Linked DNA regions of Homo sapiens: all the other regions are linked to region 2. Evidence: chromatin contacts called from ENCODE Hi-C or POLR2A ChIA-PET data. All regions are on one chromosome and are shown on one strand. The core of a region is the stretch at or near the end of the contact, and the rest is flanking DNA. Distances in the headings are between cores, read along the strand shown.

What was found. A loop is a pair of places that touch in the nucleus more often than their neighbours do. ChIA-PET counts read pairs that join two places held with the same protein, here RNA polymerase II (POLR2A). Pooled maps may share reads with other maps.
Region 1: a loop to region 2 is called in a map of mammary epithelial cell, with 15 times the contacts of the local background. The contact joins the promoter of IRX2 here to the promoter of IRX1 in region 2. A Hi-C loop is called at or near these places in 17 of 168 maps with a recorded cell type or tissue (GM23248, MCF 10A, cardiac septum and 10 more), 17 of 37 single-sample maps with no recorded cell type and 25 of 50 pooled maps. POLR2A ChIA-PET finds 5 or more read pairs at or near these places in 2 of 52 experiments (AG04449 and MCF 10A).
Region 3: a loop to region 2 is called in a map of mammary epithelial cell, with 6 times the contacts of the local background. The contact joins the enhancer-like site here to the promoter of IRX1 in region 2. A Hi-C loop is called at or near these places in 1 of 168 maps with a recorded cell type or tissue (mammary epithelial cell) and 1 of 50 pooled maps.

What each region holds. Positions count from the first base shown.
Region 1 is chr5:2,750,228-2,752,927 of GRCh38, forward strand. It overlaps IRX2 (iroquois homeobox 2), which reads right to left and starts at 1,450. Exons shown (of 4, transcript NM_033267.5): 1 at 938-1,450. The coding sequence starts at 1,186. IRX2-DT (IRX2 divergent transcript) reads left to right here and starts at 1,666. Exons shown (of 4, transcript NR_122126.2): 1 at 1,666-2,237; 2 at 2,453-2,527. RefSeq lists an enhancer at 1,565-2,489.
Region 2 is chr5:3,594,393-3,597,092 of GRCh38, forward strand. IRX1 (iroquois homeobox 1) reads left to right here and starts at 1,440. Exons shown (of 4, transcript NM_024337.4): 1 at 1,440-1,989. The coding sequence starts at 1,714. RefSeq lists a silencer at 1,143-1,437.
Region 3 is chr5:4,385,043-4,387,742 of GRCh38, forward strand. No RefSeq gene overlaps it. Among named protein-coding and RNA genes, the nearest start is that of LINC02063, 250 kb to the left of the region's middle. Within about 2 kb of position 1,274, at least 2 of the 41 ENCODE cell types and tissues checked have a DNase peak (open chromatin) inside an H3K27ac peak, as active enhancers do; they include mammary epithelial cell, where a contact is called at or near this core.

The DNA of each region.
Region 1 (2,700 bases), core at 200-2,699, 840 kb before region 2:
TGCTCTAAAGCTGGGCAAATCCAATTTGCAACTCAGAAGCCAGTCACCGTTTCGAATTCTTCAAATACGCCGTAATTAGCATTTTAATTCATCCTTTAACGTTTAAATTCGAGGCATTTGCAGCCTTCGCCAAGGCCCCAGCGACTCGGTCGCTGCCCAGAAATTCCGCCGAGGGCCGGCAGTCGCGACAACCCCGTAATGGCCTCAATCGCCCGTAACGTGCTTCGCCGCGGCCCGGGCCTGGCCCAGCTCAGTAACCTCGAGACTCGCGAGCCGCCCCCAGGTCGCCGGAGCAGGAGCTGCGCTCGGGCCACGGAGGACTCAGGCGGCCCTTAGCGGGTCACGCGCCCGCAAGCACGATATTTGAAAGCATGGTCCGCTGGACAGAGTAAGGCCGAAACCTGGGCGCCTCGGGCCGGACTCCGGAGCCGCAGCTGAATGCTCGGCTCCTGGGCCTAACTCGGTGACCCCCACCGCCCTGAGCCCCGCGAGTGAATGCGAACCGCCCGGCCGTCGGCTCAGAGGCCGCAGTGACGCGGACCCTCGCGCCCCACGCCAATGCAGGCGAGCACACAGCCCGCTCCGAACGCCTCCCCAGGCTGCGGTGCGGAAACCAGGGACAAACGGCGCCAGACCCCGGCCCCGGCGGAGACGCACTTCCCAGGCTCTCAGAGAAAATCAGCCGGCGAGCCGAGGGGACGCGCGGGGGGCGCGCGGGTCCCGGCCGGGCTCAGGGACGTCCCCGCCTGCCGCGCTGCCCTCCCCACCCGGGGCCCGGCTCAGCCTGCGGGGCGGCCAACCGAGCCGGCGACTCCTGAGTCGCCAGCCGCGCCACATTCCCGGCGGCCCCCGCCCGCCGAACCCGAGCCCCGCTCCGCCTGAGCCCCGTCTGGGTCCCGGCGCCCAGGAGTCCCGCGTCCCGCCCGCGCCCGGTTACCATGTAGGACGGGAAGCCGGCGGCGGCGGCGGCGGCGTCGGCCGAGTACTGCAGCGGGCTCCCGAAGCCGGTGGCCGCCTGCGCCGTGAAGGCCGCCGAGCCCGGGTAGGGGCTGAACGCCGAGCCCGACGCCGAGCGCGCCAGCTCCTCGCTGCGCGGAGCCGCCAAAGCCGACGCGCCGTAGGCCGGGCACGAGTAGAGCGCCAGCGAGCCGGGCGCCTGGTACAGGTAGCCCTGCGGGTAGGACATGGTGGGCGCGGGGCGCGGGGCCCGCGTCACGCCGAGCAGCGGGCAGGGCGCGCGGCGCCCTCCATCCACGCCCGGCCGGGGCGCGGCGCGGCGGCGGGCACCCGGACGGCCGGCGGAGGCAGGCCGGCCCGGGTACTAGCCTGGGCGGCCCGCGGGCCGGGGCGGCGGCGGGGTGGCGGTGGCGGCGGCAGCAGCGCGGAGCCGGTGGGCGCAGCCGCGCGCCAGGCCGGCGGTCGGGGTTTGGGGGAGTCTGGAGTCGGGAGTGAGGAGTTGAGGAAGGAGCGCTCGAGTTTCCGAGGGACATTGGAACGCGCAGCTGTCCATCACGCGCTCATCTGCATATTCGGGGGCCCGCCCCTCCCCTGCTCCGCCCGCTGCAGCCTCCGGGCCGCGGCCGGGGGAGGGGCAGAGAGACGGGAGGGAGGCGGGGGAGGGCGGAGGCGACGGAGGCGGGCGGCGGGAGGGACCGGCAGGCTTTTGTGGCGCAGCCGCCTCTCTAGCAGCTCCGGCCCCAGCCCGCGGCTCGCGGACCTGCAGCCCAGCCCGGCCGCGCTGCGTGCCCCGGCGCGCACCCCTCCCACTCCCATCCACTCGGAGCCACGTCCCCTGCCCGGCTCCGGCCGGCTCCCACCGTCCCCGGCCACCGTCTTCGCCCCTGCCCGGCCCCCGCCCCTTCCAGCCACTACCCCGCCCCCACCCCCTTCTCCACCCTCACGGACTAGGCAGAGGCCGCCCGCGGTCAGGCCAGGCCGGGTCCAATTAGGGGACTCACAGCCTGCCCCGCTGTGCACCCCGAGGAGGCCCGGCCCCTGTGTCCAATCCGGAAGTCGCAGGGAAGTGGGGAGGTCAGGATGGTGGCGCCCGCGGCTCGGGTCTTCCTCCGGGCAGTGCGCGCGGCTCTCACTTCCACGGTCCCGGACCTGCTCTGCCTCCTGGCCCGAGGCTCCCCGCGTGGCCTCGCGTCTGGTCGCCTACCCCTCGCGGTCCACTCCGCCCAGCATGGACCTGGATCCGGGGCGCCTTGGTTGCGAATTGCCAGGAGGGCCCTGAGGTGAGCTTTCTGCCCCCAAATCCGCAGCGCAACCCCCGGGGCCCTGAACGTTACGACTTTCCACTGTTGGGAATGACGCCAGGGCTTCAGCTAAGAAGACGCCGTCCCCTAAAGAGTTTTATTTTATTTTGTTTTTCTAAGTTGACTCCTCTTTCAGATTTGTGTTGTCAAAACACTGGGGGGATGATTGTTACCTGACAAACCGCCTCTGGCAGGACCTGAAGCCTCCCAGTCACGTCGAGAACGGGCAGGAGCTCAGGTTGGCGCCGCCGGTGCAGTGGGCATTACAGGTAGCTCAGGTGACGCGCGGCTGGAGTAGGGGGGCGGTTGCCTTGCGGGGCTCAGAAGCGAGGCGGTTGGCGAGGGTTCCTAGGACCCCAGCTTCCTAGAACCCTCTCCCCATCACGCTTCTCCAACCCTTTTCCACTCGGGGATGGCCGAAGAGGGCGTCTGGCTGCCCACT
Region 2 (2,700 bases), core at 190-2,689:
AGGGACCGCCTGGCCGGTGTCCAGGATACGGGTGGCTCAAACCACCAGCAGAACAGCATGCCGACTCTGGCCCGATGGCCGCCTTCATCCCGTAGCCCCAACCCGGCCTAAAGCCGAGAAGACGCCAGAGTGCGCTGCTGAAATTCCCGCGGAGTCCGGTGTGCTGGAGAGCCGCAGCGGGGTGAACTCCCGGCCCCGTCTCTGCGTAGGAGGTGGTTCGCAAAGTGGCCCCGGGAGCCGGGACTGGTACCCGGTTCCCCACGGCACCGTCCGGAGCTCTCCAGCCACGAGGCGCAGAAGTGGCCTGCCAGCGCCTTCCCAGGCTCAGGGAGGCGAGGAGGCCCGTGCACTTGGCATCTTCTCCCGGGAGCCGCACGGCCAGGGCCGCGGCGAAACGGAGCCCATCTCAAGTGCGCCGCGCCTGGCCGCGTCCTGTAGCCCGACGAGGCTGAGGATGGAGAGGGGAGACGCAGGGAGAAGAGGGACGCGGGACTTGGACCCAAGAGGCCGCTCCGTTGCCGGTCTGGCGGCGGCGCCGACTCGGGTTCGCGCGTTCCACACAAGTTTCCTGTCTGCCTCTGCACACCTGGTGGACAAACCGGGCGTCCAGGCCACACCGTCTTCCCCCTTCGCGGGGGCGCGGGGGATGTTTCCCTCCGGCTGCCAGGGGGCTTTCTGGGTGAAGAGAAAGCCCCTCCCCCCGCGTCTCCCCCACCCCTCCCTCCGAGAACCCGCGGCGCCGACTGCGCCTGCTTCCCCCGAGCTGGCGACTTCTCCGCGGGATTTGCCCTCGCTCAAAGTTTGCACAATTGAAAGAGCCCGCAGAGCTCGGCCGCTCCCCGCTTCCCCAAGGGCGGCGAGGCCGGTCATTGGCAGACGATCGGTTACTACCCAGTAGGGGCCCACGGGAACCCGCATCTGGAGTCGGGGGTGTCACGCCACGCCGGTTCAGTGGCTCGCGGAGAGCGTCCGGGTGCACTTCTGCCAAAGATGTCCCCTGGAGGCCCCGGCCGCGCGGGACTCGGGGGAGAGGCCGCTCCCCCCTCGCTGTCACCAGCGTCCAGGCCGCCGGCCCCTTCCCCGCTGCCCAAACAGTAGAAAAGCAGGCGCCAAGTTGTTTTTGTTAAAAAGGGGACACACCTCGGCCGCGAAACTGCAAACCCGGTGTCAGACAGCTGTAAACCCGTGTCGACAGGTTGTCAGACAGCTGCGGGGGCTGGTCGGGAAGGAGCCCACGGCCTCCGGGCCCACACCCCGCCGCCCCGACGCGCGCGCCCACCGCGAGAGTAGCTGGCCGGGCCGGCACGGGGCACCACGTGCTCGCGGGAGGGGCGGGAGCGGCCGGCGAGGGCGGGCGGGAGGCAGGGAGGGGGCGGGAGGGGAGCCAGGGGCGGGGCCTGCGCTCAAGGGGATGCCAATCAAAGCATCAACTTCAAATTGTGTCTGAAAGCCCCGCCGCCGAGCGGAGGGCGGCCGCCGCAGTCGGCGCGCGATTGCGGATCCGGGCGCAGCCGGGAGCCGGGCGCCTGCGAGCACCGGGCAGAGGAGCCGCGACCGGCCTCCATCTCCCGGCCCGCCCGAGCGCGCCCGGCCGGCCGCCCGCTCCTCCCTAGACCCCTCGCGGCGCCCCCTGCAACCCCCTCCGGCCGGCCTCCGCCTCCCTCCCCGCGCCTTTAATACTCGCCCGCTGCGGCGGTCGCCGAGTCCGCGGACATGTCCTTCCCGCAGCTGGGCTACCCGCAGTACCTGAGCGCCGCGGGGCCGGGCGCCTACGGCGGCGAGCGCCCGGGGGTGCTGGCCGCGGCCGCTGCGGCGGCTGCCGCCGCCTCGTCGGGCCGACCGGGGGCCGCGGAGCTGGGCGGCGGGGCAGGCGCGGCTGCAGTCACCTCGGTGCTGGGCATGTACGCGGCGGCGGGGCCGTACGCGGGCGCGCCCAACTACAGCGCCTTCCTGCCCTACGCCGCGGATCTCAGCCTCTTCTCGCAGATGGTGAGTGCGCCCGGCCTCCCCCGCTTCTCCTCTGTCTCACCCGCGCCAGGGCAAGGGTGGCGGGTCGCCCGGGAGGGAGAGACTACGGGTGGACCTGGTCCGGAAGAGGAACTAGAAAGGTCCGGGGGCAGGTTCCCGGTGGCCGAGGCCGCGGCCCCCGGGGACGCAAGAGGGCTGGGAGGCCGGGCGGGTGACGGCTGGGCCATCTCGGCCTGGGAAAGCGGAAGGCCCGGGCCAGGGAGCGGGTAGCGAGTGAATTCAGAGAGGCCGCAGAAGCAGGCCCGTGGAGCGGTGCCCGCGCTGGAGGTCGGGGGCAAACTCGCCTGGCTCGGCCAGGGCGCCCGGGCAGGCCCACGGGGTTCCTGCAGGTCGGCCCGGCGTAGCGTAGCAGGACTTCCCTTCCTGGCCGCGGGTTCCACTCGCGCGGCCTCTTTAGTTTTCGAACCGAGTCTGGAAAACTTGGTTTTCTCCCTCTTTAGCAGCTCCGAGATAGTTGTATCCGAGTTTGCCAGACAGACCCCTTCTAAGCCTGGTAGAGTCAATCAAAATAATCTTAACAATAGAGGTCCAAAGGGATGGAGAGGTCTCTCCACGGCGTGAGTGCGAATTTGAGATTAAACAAAAATTAAGTTGCAGTAATGTGCTGGTGTCTGAAACGGTGTTTGATTTTACTTTTGTAAGTTGCCCAAGTTTTCATTTCATTTGCACAGA
Region 3 (2,700 bases), core at 24-2,523, 790 kb after region 2:
GTCCAGGTTGTACTTGAAGTTTTACTGAATGCTTATATTTTTGAGTTTATTGATAGCAACACTTTTCATTCCCAAAATATTATACAGACATTGTGTTGCAGTGTAGACAACAGGAAGTTTTGTTGCTTCCGTTTTTGGTAGGCTAGGTGTTTCAGTGAGGGGGGGGGGGGTTCTAGAATTTTTTGGTAACGGTTAATTACGTTTTTACTTATCTATCCAGGTAAGACTTCTTACGCAAAGAGCTCCTGAGTATCATGTATTCCATGCGTCAATTTCCATGTGGCATTTTCTATATTAATAGGACAGCTGTAGCCTTTTAAAATAAACTTTTTATTTTAAAATAATTTTAGATTTACCAAGTGTTGCAAAGGTAGTACAGGGTCCATATATATTGCTTGCTTGGTTTCCTTATTGTTAACATTTTATTTATCATAATGCATTTGTCACAACTATGGGAACAACACCGGAACATTTCAATTAACCAAATGCCAGAACTTATTCAAATATCAATAGTTTTTCCACCGGTTGCTTTCCTTTGTTCCAGGATCCCATCCCAGAGACCACACTAGTCTGGTCTACACAGCTTCTGGGAGGTTTCCTAGGTGTGTGAGGCTGCGCCTGGTTCTTCATATTCAAAACTATTATCTCCAATATTTTCCAGAGGGACCATGGGCACTGCCTTCTTTGCCCCTCTTCTTCCCTTGATTATTAATTCATTTGATTATTTGGGGAGCGTGTGGCAGGGGCCTACTTGGATGTTTTTGGAGCACTTGCTCCAATAGCCTGTGTTTTCGTACTGAAACCTGATGGGGCTGTTGTAGCAGCCATGTCAGTAGGAATGCTGAGGCACACAGGAAGCCCTTCTGACTTCCTCCCAGCAAAGGGAGAAAACCCTCCCGGAACGGCTCACTCACAATGTAAGGGACCCAGGTGGAACCTGTCATGAGGCTTCTTCCCTCATCCTAATACAATAATTTTCCTTTACCTTCTTTTACACTGTGTTTCCACAGGAAAGCCTGAGTGTCTACAACACATTCACTAGAAATGCTCCTGACCAGAAGAAGGCAATTAAACCAGTCAGTACTGGTTTCAGTTCATCTGGATTTCATATTATTAAACTAATAGAAGGTGCATAAAAAACAGGAACTTAATTAAAAGTTTTGTACAAGAGGCATATTTTCAGAGACCAGGGCCATGGTAGTTTTGTAATATGAGTAATTTAGAAGACTGAAATATTTGGCCAAGGTTCATGCCATTCCTTGAAATATATTGTTCAGTGTGAAGTGGAGCAAGTCTAGGCTGGGCACTTTATTTTGCACCTGCAAATGAGAAAAGTCATTACAGCTGAGGAGATGATTCAGCCAATGCAGTATCTGACTTCTCAGGAGGGAGGACATTTTTTGTCTGGAAGCGATGGATATATATGATTCTAATGAAATGGGCCATTAAAATTTAACTAAGAATATAGAGCACAATTTTAGTTTTTAAAGCCTTGCTTAACAATCAGTAGAGTATTCAATTTACCTCTAAGACTTTTGAAAGAAATATAGAAAATTTGATGTGATAGACTGTCAGATTCATCAGTTATGTCAATGTATATATTTGAATCTGTTATTTCCTTGGTCTATTTAATTTTGTGCCTAAGGGCTTTGAAAACCATCTATTCTAGAGAATAAGACCTTTATCTGGGATTTAAATAGGTCATTTAACTTTATTGTTATTCTGCACAATGATTCTAAATCCAATCATCTCGGTGAAACCCTTAAAATACATGTTTAAGTTCAATAACATAATGGGGAATTAAAAAGCACAAAATAAAATTTAATCTGCACAATTACACTACTTACCGGATGTTATAATTTCTTTAGCTATACTTCAATTAAAATTTCAAAATTGCTGAATATTATGTTCTACTTTTAAAATTGATCCATTAATTGTCCCTAAACCAATGTAAGCACAGGTTTTCTTTTTAATATCTGCTGCCTGATGTAATTATGTTATATATAATTATTTTATCACAGGCAGTTTATGAGTCATGCCTTTGTATTAGCTGTCTCTCTATACCTCACAATGTGCAGGCTGGAATCAATGACGTATTTTAATATGTTTTATTTAGGAAAAACAGGTGGCACCCCCAACCCTACCCCATAGTGTGGTGATATTGTGATAATCAACCTAAATTTAGATCAGTGGGTAATTAAACTGGATTCCAACATTGTAATACAATGTGAAGTCCAGATGAACTTCAGTTAGCAAAATCCCTTTATGCACTGAAATAGACTTGACTTGAGCTCTTCACAAACCCTGGCTGGGATATTTGGATTGGAGTACATGGTTTACGTGGGCTGCTTCTCAAATGTCTCCATTGGTCAGGGACACCTCCTGGAAGGCCGCCTAAATGGATGATCCCTAGCCACAAGTATTAGACCTTTTCAATGAGAATCATACATGACAAAGAGGTGATAAAAGAAAAGTACAGAAAAAATGTGAATGAGTTCTGTATTCAGAGGATTAATTGTCTGATTTATGAAACTTGCGGTTAGCCTCAGTCAGGATTCTTCACATTGTTGGCTCTCTGCTTAATTCTGCAATGTTGGGAAGATCATCATGAAACAGCACAAGAAAGTGAACTTGGAAGCCTCCTGGACATTTTATCAGACAGATGATAAACTCCTTTTGACCTCCATACTCAATTTAGTA